Linked DNA regions of Homo sapiens: region 1 is linked to region 2. Evidence: read pairs that join two places in POLR2A ChIA-PET (ENCODE). Cell type or tissue: endothelial cell of umbilical vein. All regions are shown on one strand. Region 1 overlaps GLCE (glucuronic acid epimerase). Region 2 overlaps PAQR5 (progestin and adipoQ receptor family member 5).

Evidence for each region. Peaks named below come from ENCODE experiments on the same cell type or tissue, not always from the same donor. Only the 100,000 strongest peaks of a DNase experiment are listed, where the experiment ranks them.
Region 1: POLR2A ChIA-PET joins it to region 2 with 7 read pairs; 2 of 35 experiments call an interaction of 5 or more read pairs at or near these places.

The regions. Positions count from the first base shown.
Region 1 is chr15:69,259,048-69,263,047 of GRCh38, reverse strand. GLCE (glucuronic acid epimerase) reads right to left here. Exons shown (of 5, transcript NM_015554.3): 4 at 1,719-1,961. Among named protein-coding and RNA genes, the nearest start is that of PAQR5-DT, 38 kb to the left of the region's middle. In endothelial cell of umbilical vein, no CTCF peak of the experiment used is centred here; no DNase peak of the experiment used is centred here.
Region 2 is chr15:69,338,522-69,342,521 of GRCh38, reverse strand. The region is part of intron 2 of PAQR5 (progestin and adipoQ receptor family member 5); the gene reads right to left. Among named protein-coding and RNA genes, the nearest start is that of PAQR5, 42 kb to the right of the region's middle. RefSeq lists an enhancer at 1-265. In endothelial cell of umbilical vein, no CTCF peak of the experiment used is centred here; DNase peaks (open chromatin) are centred at 1,861 and 2,011; H3K27ac peaks cover 253 bases.

The DNA of each region.
Region 1 (4,000 bases), 79 kb after region 2:
GGGTCGCATATATTATTAAAAATATTATAATATGTTACCCTCGGGCTATGTGTATAGCATATGAAATATAAAAGAATTTTGTGTTTAGACTTGAGTCCCATCCCCAGGATATTTATGTATATGTAAATATTCCAAAATCTGAAACACTTCTAGTCCCAAGCATTTCAGATAAGGGATACTCAACCTGTACATGCACACACAGAATTCCATTCCCAGCTAGCACGCTTCCACCAACAGGGAGTTCCAACTTAGAACAGCTGTGTCCCACTCGCAGAGTGGCTGTTAGAGACAGAGTTCTCTCCTCTATATGCTTAAAACCATCTTAGGAAGTAGTTTTATCTCCAGCTACTGGCTACAGAATGAGGGGCTAAGGATCCCTCATTTAAGATGTGGGGACCTATCTTTTGTATTACTCAAAGCACCCAAAAGTGCACAATGAAATCTGTTGCTCTAAATAGGACAGAGTTCAAAAGACTGTCCTAGAAAACCTTCCAAACACTCAAGGAGATCAAGGTGAGGGCTGCTGATTCCACCCTAATCCAGACAACCATTATTAACTAGTGCAAAAATAAGTTTCTTGAGTGCACCCAAAAGTTCTTTTGCATAGTCTAATCATTTCCTGTTGCAATAACCTCTTAGGTATCACAAGCTAAATATTCTTAAAAATTTAGTTGTACTTTCTCACTCAGCCAAACCTGTTGTTTACAATAAGCAAAGATGCTCTGTGTACCAGAATATCACAGAATGCCATGGGAGAAAAGGAGTTCTAGTGACAGAATAAAAATTAAAGGTCATCTATTATTTGCACTGCATTCAGTACTCATAAATTCATTACTTAAGGCTATCTAGAATGAGTAGGTTTGTATTGTGGCTTTCAGGGTCTGTAAATTACACAGTCATCAATGAAGAACAAGGAGAGAATACAGAAGAGGTCTTATAACCTTTCCTCTCTTTTTATTTACCAACTGCAAGACTGGTGGGAGGGGGAACAAGTTCTGTACTTGACAACATTCCCCCATAGAGAATTAAACCTGAGGTGCTAACTAAAATTATTTCATTGTCTTCTTAAGTAATGGACTCATTAATTCTCATTGATATTGATTAGTGCAGGAAAATGCATTACATTCTAATTAATGAGACTGTCTTAGTAAAAGGGGAAATGTTGCATAAAGTTAATTTGATTTTGTTAATTATTTTATTAATGAAAATGACTTTACATGAAGTTTGAGATAATCTACTACATTAACAAAATCCAATATGGGAAACAGGCCTCTTTGGTAATGCTCTATTATCCTGAAAAAATTAAAAGCTATTGGCAAAAAATAGGCAAAGGAAAAGATGGCTGTCTCCTTAAAACCATTCTATTTACTGCAAAAGTTTAAAAATTAAACTATACTGTACTGAAATATTAAATGGAGGAACTTCATTCCTATCAGATATAGACCCCTGGAGGCAGGTACACATTGTGCAGTAACCTGGACCTTACCATTCAATCTATGGCTTGGCTCTTTACATAGTAAATATTCCTTTTTATAACCTTGACTTTTTAGCTGTATCTTTTTTAGAGATTTCATTGGGGTGACACCATTTGTTACTTTATATATGTAATATAAAGGGTCTGCTTATGTGTTTTTTTAAACCATATTAAAATTTTAAGGGACTATCAGGGTCCCATAAATCAACATAAAATTAGCAGGCACATATAATACATAACTTACCTGGTGCAATAAACTGTTTGACATTGGTGAATCTAGACTTATCAGCCACATTCGCCATAAAGCAGCCCTTTGGCACAGTCCAGTCATTAGGCTTGTTTTTGTCTCTGTCTTCTGCTGTTTCATATACCTCTATGTGAGGAGGTTTCTCAGTTAGATTCTTGCTGTAATGACTTAATCCATACTGTGCAATCTGGATTGGATAGAAATAGCCTTGAGGTCCCCATTGTGTAGATAATGGCACACCTATAAAATAGAGAAACAAAATGAATAATCATATCCAGACATTACAAGCCTATTCCTAATACCATTCCTCACTGATTTACTTCTGGGGGATCTTACAGGGTTATCAGGAAGTTGTGGGCTTCCTTATAATACTGCTCTCATAATGACCAGATCTAGTACCAAATTAACCAGATGTGAAAAACAAAAATTAAGTATTCTTTCACTCTCATTCATTATTTGTTAACAAATAGTGCAACGCTATAAATTACCTTTTAAGGACTGGCTTTTTGTGTGTGTTACTTTTGCTCATGGCTACAGATGTCATGTTTCATAATCCTGTTTCCTACATTCAAATTCTGCACAATTTAGATGCGTATAGCTAATGTCACCACAGTTCTATTTTCAATATTAATCCTGAAATTTTCTTAAACATTTATACTTAACAGTCAAGTTACTACATACTCATCTTTCCCTCCAATGTCAAAGTGTGGTCTACTAATTAGGTATGTCATCTGATGGTTAATGTATTTGCTTAAAAAGCCAGTTGTGGCCAGGCACGGTGGCTCATGCCTGTAATCCTAGCACTTTGGGAGGCCAAGGTGGGTGGACTGCCTGAGCTCAGGAGTTTGAGACCAGCCTGGGCAACACGGTGAAACCCCGTCTCTACTAACATACAAAAAGCTAGCTGGGGGTGGTGGCAGGTACCTGTAATCCCAGCTATTTGGGAGGCTGAGACAGGAGAATCACTTGAACCCAGGAGGCAGGGGTTGCAGTGAGCCGAGATGGCGCCACTGCCCTCCAGCCTGGATGATGGAGCAAGACTCTGTCTCAAAAAAAAAAAAAAAAAAAAAAAAACCAGTTGTGACTTGGCAATTTAAAATATAAACACAGCTTGAAATTCTTTTTCATATCTTTCCTGTTAAAATGTAATTCTTAAGAAGTGTTTTTTAAAACATGAATTTAGTTTGTATATTTTACCATAGATTCTTGAAATAATTCATTAATGGATTACCTTATGTAAAGTTCTAAGTACAACTTTTAAATGTTTGGTATTAGTGTTTTTCTTAGTAATTTACTACTTAGGAGCTACAAATCCTACATTTACATAATGTTGTATGGTTGAATCACGTATGTATTGAGAGATAAACTACTATCTGTAGTTCTAAAATTAATAAGAATCTGATGAGCACAGCAGAGACTGGGAATCTACAAAATTTTATGTGTTTTGTTGTAGATTCAAAACAATGTTTACGGAATTAGGTAGGCTACAGATAAGCTTTTTAACATTTGTACCTTTCCTCCAAGAGGGGGATCTCCTCTGTAATTCAAATAGAATTATTATCAATTAATAAAAGGTGGTTTATACAACTTCATTAAACATGAGTGGTGACTACAATAATGTGCAACTGGCACAAGAACTGGGACTGATCAATGAAACCAAGTAGCAGTCCAGAAACACATTCTAGTACTCCTAAGAATTTAGTATAATGACGAATATTCCATCAAACTCAGTGGGAAAAGAGATGATTCAATACATATTGGGGAAAAAGGTTTAAAATTAGGCTGTGACCTTGTACCATTTGCCAAAATATAAATCAATTTAGCAGAACTAAAAAAGTTAAACGTAAAAAAATGAAACCATAAAACTATCAGAGAAACTAAAAGTGAAAAGCTGATCATAATGTGGTGTGGCAAGTGCCTTTCTAAGCATAAAAAGAAGAGGTACAAAGATCCAAAAAACCCCATAAGTTTAATAAATGGAACTAAAAACTTCTAAAACCAACAAATCATATGTAAAATGAAAAGACAACCAGATTGAAGAAACATCTCTAACAAATATGAGTACTGCTACCCTTACTACATAAGTTCACACAAATACATTTTTAAAAAACTCCACTTATCACATTCGAAAAAGGGGTAAAGAACATGAAAATACGGCAAAAAGCATAAGAAAAAGATATCTGACCTCACTAGTTGTTAAAGAGAGAAAATTATAATATCCCTCTGTAACCAACAGACAAAAAAACAATGGTCCATGATGGCAAGAGTTGGGTGAAAAC
Region 2 (4,000 bases):
TGTATGCATCAAAGGACACTATCAAGAGAGTGAAAGACAGCCCACAGAATGGGAGATTTGCAAATCAGATGTCTATAAGAGACTAATATCCAGAATATATAAAGAATTCCCAGAACTTGACAAAAAAATTCCAAACAAGCCAATTCAAAAATGGGCAAATGGCTTGAATAGATATTTTTCCCCAAATATACAAACAACCAATATAAAAGAAATAATAATAATAATAATAATAATAATAATAATAATAATAATAAAAGAACAAACAACCAATAGGCACATGGAAAGATTCTCAGCACCACTAGTCATTAGGGAAGCACAGTTCAAAACCATAATGGGATACCGCTTCATAGCCATTAGGATGGCTGCTATCAAAAAACAAAACAAAAAACACAGAAGGTAAGTATTGGCAAGGGTGTGGAGAAATAGAAACTAATGCATTTCTGGTGGGACTGTAAAGTGGTGCAATAGCTATGGAAAACAGTATGACAGTTTCTCAAAAAGTTAAACAGAATTACCATATAATCCAGCAATTTCACTTCTATCTATATACCCAAAAGAAGTGAAAGGGGCTGAAACAGTTTTTTTTTTTTTTTTGAGACAGGGTCTCACTCTGTTGTCCAGGCTGGAGTGCCTCACTGCAGACTTGACCTCCTGGGATTAAGTGATCCTCCCACCTCAGCCTCCTAAGTATCTGGGACCACAGACACATGCCACCACACCATCTAATTTTTGTATTTTTTGTAGAGATGAGTCCTCCCTATATTGTCCAGGCTGGTCTCAAACTCCTGAGCTCAAGTGATCCACCCACCTTGGCCTCCCGAAGTACTGGGATTACAGGTGCGACGGCCTGAAGCAGGTATTTCTAAACCAATTTTCATAGCAGCATTACTCACAATGACCAAAAGGTGAAAGCCCAAATGCTCTTCAGCAGATGAATGGATAAACAAAATGTGGTATATCTATACTACAGGATATTACTCAGCCTTAAGAAAGAATAAAAGGCCCAATGTGATGGTTCATGCCTGTAATCTCAGCTACTCTGGAGGCTGAGGTGGGGGGACTACTTGAGCTCAGGAGAACAAGGCCACAGTGAGCTGTGATCACACCACTGCACTCCAGCCTGGGCAACAGAGCAAGACCCTATTTTTTAAAAAAAAAAAAAAAAAAAGGAATAGAATTCTAATACATGTTTTAACATGGGTGAGGCTTGAAAACATTAAGTCAAATAAGCCAGACACAAAGGGACAAATATTGTATGATTCCATTGAGATGACATGCCTGGAATAGGCAAATTTTAGAGACATTTACGTAAAGACAGTCTGGCAGGGGGGCCGGGGGCGGGTAGAGGGGATGGGGAATTAGTGTTTAAGGGATACGTAGTTTCTATTTGGGAAGATGAAGAAGTCGTGGAGATGGATGGTGGTCATAGGTGCACAGCAATGTGAATGTACTCAATACCAACGAATTACACATTTTTAAGTGCTTAGCATGATAAATTTTATGTTACGTATATTTTACCACAATAAAAAAGTATCATTAAAAAGCACGTGCTTTTTGTAGTCTGCTCCATAATTTATAGTTGTTTTAATACAAAAATTTATTTTCTCCAAATCTTCCAGAAAAAAAATACATATTATACACATCCTGTTGCTGCAAACTGCCTCCCCCACTATTGTGAGAAGCGCAGACTAGTTCAATCCACCCTTCTTCCTATTTTATATCTGAGAACCTCAGATAGGAAATGACTTGCTTGAGGTCACTCAGTGAGGGCCTGGCAAAGTCAAAAATAAGGAAGGTCTCTAACGAACAGTGGGAACATGTGCATGGGTCCTAGAGTTGGAAGGACCAGAAGCTCACCCCGCCATGCCAATGCCTGAATCCACCATGGGAAGAAAACGGCCAACTCACAGGGCAGGGAGCTGGGGGAAAGCTGAGGTCACTCATCAGCTGAATGACACGTGCCTGAACTTCAGCCTCCTTGCAGCATGGGTCAAATGCCCACCTCAGCAAGATTATAAACAACTCCCAAGTAGTTTGCCATTCATTAAAGCCATGATTATGTCTGCTCACACAGTGCTTTCCAAACTGCAGGTCACAACCTCTCAATGGATCGTGAAATCTATTTAGTGAGTCATGATTAACATTTAAAGATAGAATCGTATGGAAAAGAATAGACAGAAAATATCAGTGTATTGCAGAGTAAAGGTAAGTACTGTTTTATGATGTTTGTTACATATGTTTATAGATATTGCTTGCTATGTTATGTATGACTGTATGTGTATACTAGATTATGACAAAAGGTATTGCTTACTAAAAGCCATAAACAAAAAAGCTTGAAAAAAAGGTGTTAATGTGAGGCCGGGCACGGTGGCTCATGCCTGTAATCCCAGCACTTTGGGAGTCCAAGGCGGGCAGATCACCTGAGGTCGGAAGTTTGAGACCAGCCTGACCAACATGGAGAAACCCCATCTCTACCACAAATACAAAATTAGCCGGGCGTGGTGGCACATGCCTGTAATCCCAGCTACTCAGGAGGCTGAGGTAGAAGAATCGCTTGAACCCGGGAGGCAGAGGTTGCGGTGAGCCAAGATTGTGCCATTGCACTCCAGCCTGGGCAACAAGAGCAAAACTCCGTCCCCCAAAAAAAAGGTGTTAATGTCACAGGTCACCTGTATTGATTACGAAGAGCCATGGATTTTTTTCCACCTAGAGTCACACATGCTCTGGTACATTCTAAAGATTGTGGAGGGGCCGGGCTCAATGGCTCATGCCTGTAATCCCAGCACTTTGGGAGGCCCAGGTGAGTGGATCACTTGAGGTCAGGAGTTCAAGATCAGCCTGGACAACATGGTGAAACCCTGTCTGTAATAAAAAATACAAAAATTGCCAGGCATGGTGGTGTGCACCTGTGGTCCCAGTTACTTGGGAAGCTGAGGCATGAGAATTGCTTGAACCTGGGAGGCAGAGGCTGCAGTGAGCTGAGATTGCACCACTGTACTCCAGCCTGGGTGACAGAACAAGACTCTGTCTCAAAAACAAAAACGAAACCAAAAAGACCCAGAAACAACAACAACAACAAAAAGATTGTTGTGGGGGGACTAAGGCCGCCAGGTACCCAGACGGATGCATGTCTGGACAAGAAGCCCCTCCTAATGTAACTGCCCAAGGGGTTCACCTTGTCCACGCCTAGACAGAGCCAATTCGTCAAGACAGGGGAATTGTAACAGAGAAAGAGTAATTCACACAGAGCCAACTGTGCAGGAGACCGGAGTTTTATTATTACTCAAATCAGTCTCCCTGAGCATTTGAGGAGCAGAGTTTTTAAGGATAACTTGGTGGCGGGGTGGGGGGTGTAGCCAGTGGGCCAGGAGTGGTGACTGGTCAGGGATGAAATCATAGGGAGTCGAACCTGTCTTCTTGCGCTGACTCAGTTCCTGGGTGGGGCCCACAAGATCAGAGGAGACAAATTACTGATCTGAGCGGTGCCTGCTGATCCATCAAGTGCAGGGTCTGCAAAATATCCCAAGCACTGATCTCAGGAGCAGTCTAGGGAGGGTCAGAATCTTGAGGCCTCCAACTGCAAGATTCCTAAATCATAATTTCTAATCCTTTGGCTAATGTTAGTCTAGTCCCCAGGCAAGAAGGAGGTCTGCTTTGGGAAAGGGTTGTTACCATTTTTGTTTAAACTATAAACTACAAAGTAAGTTTCTCCCAGAGTTAGATCAGCCTATGCCCAGAAATGAAAAAGACAGCTTGGAGGTTAGAAGCAAGATGGAGTCAGTTAAGTTCGATCTCTTTGATTGTCTCAGTCATAATTTTGCAAAGGCGGTCTCAATCCCTCCCTTTGGATTTTGTAACACCTTAATCTCAAGGTGTAGGCTATGAAGATAGGAGAAGGCTGTCAATCGCTCTGGCTTCTTCCTGCTGACAAGGGACATTGTGGGAATGGGAGTGAACCCCAAGGTGAGAAGAGTGGAACCGCTTTCTAACTGTCTGAGTG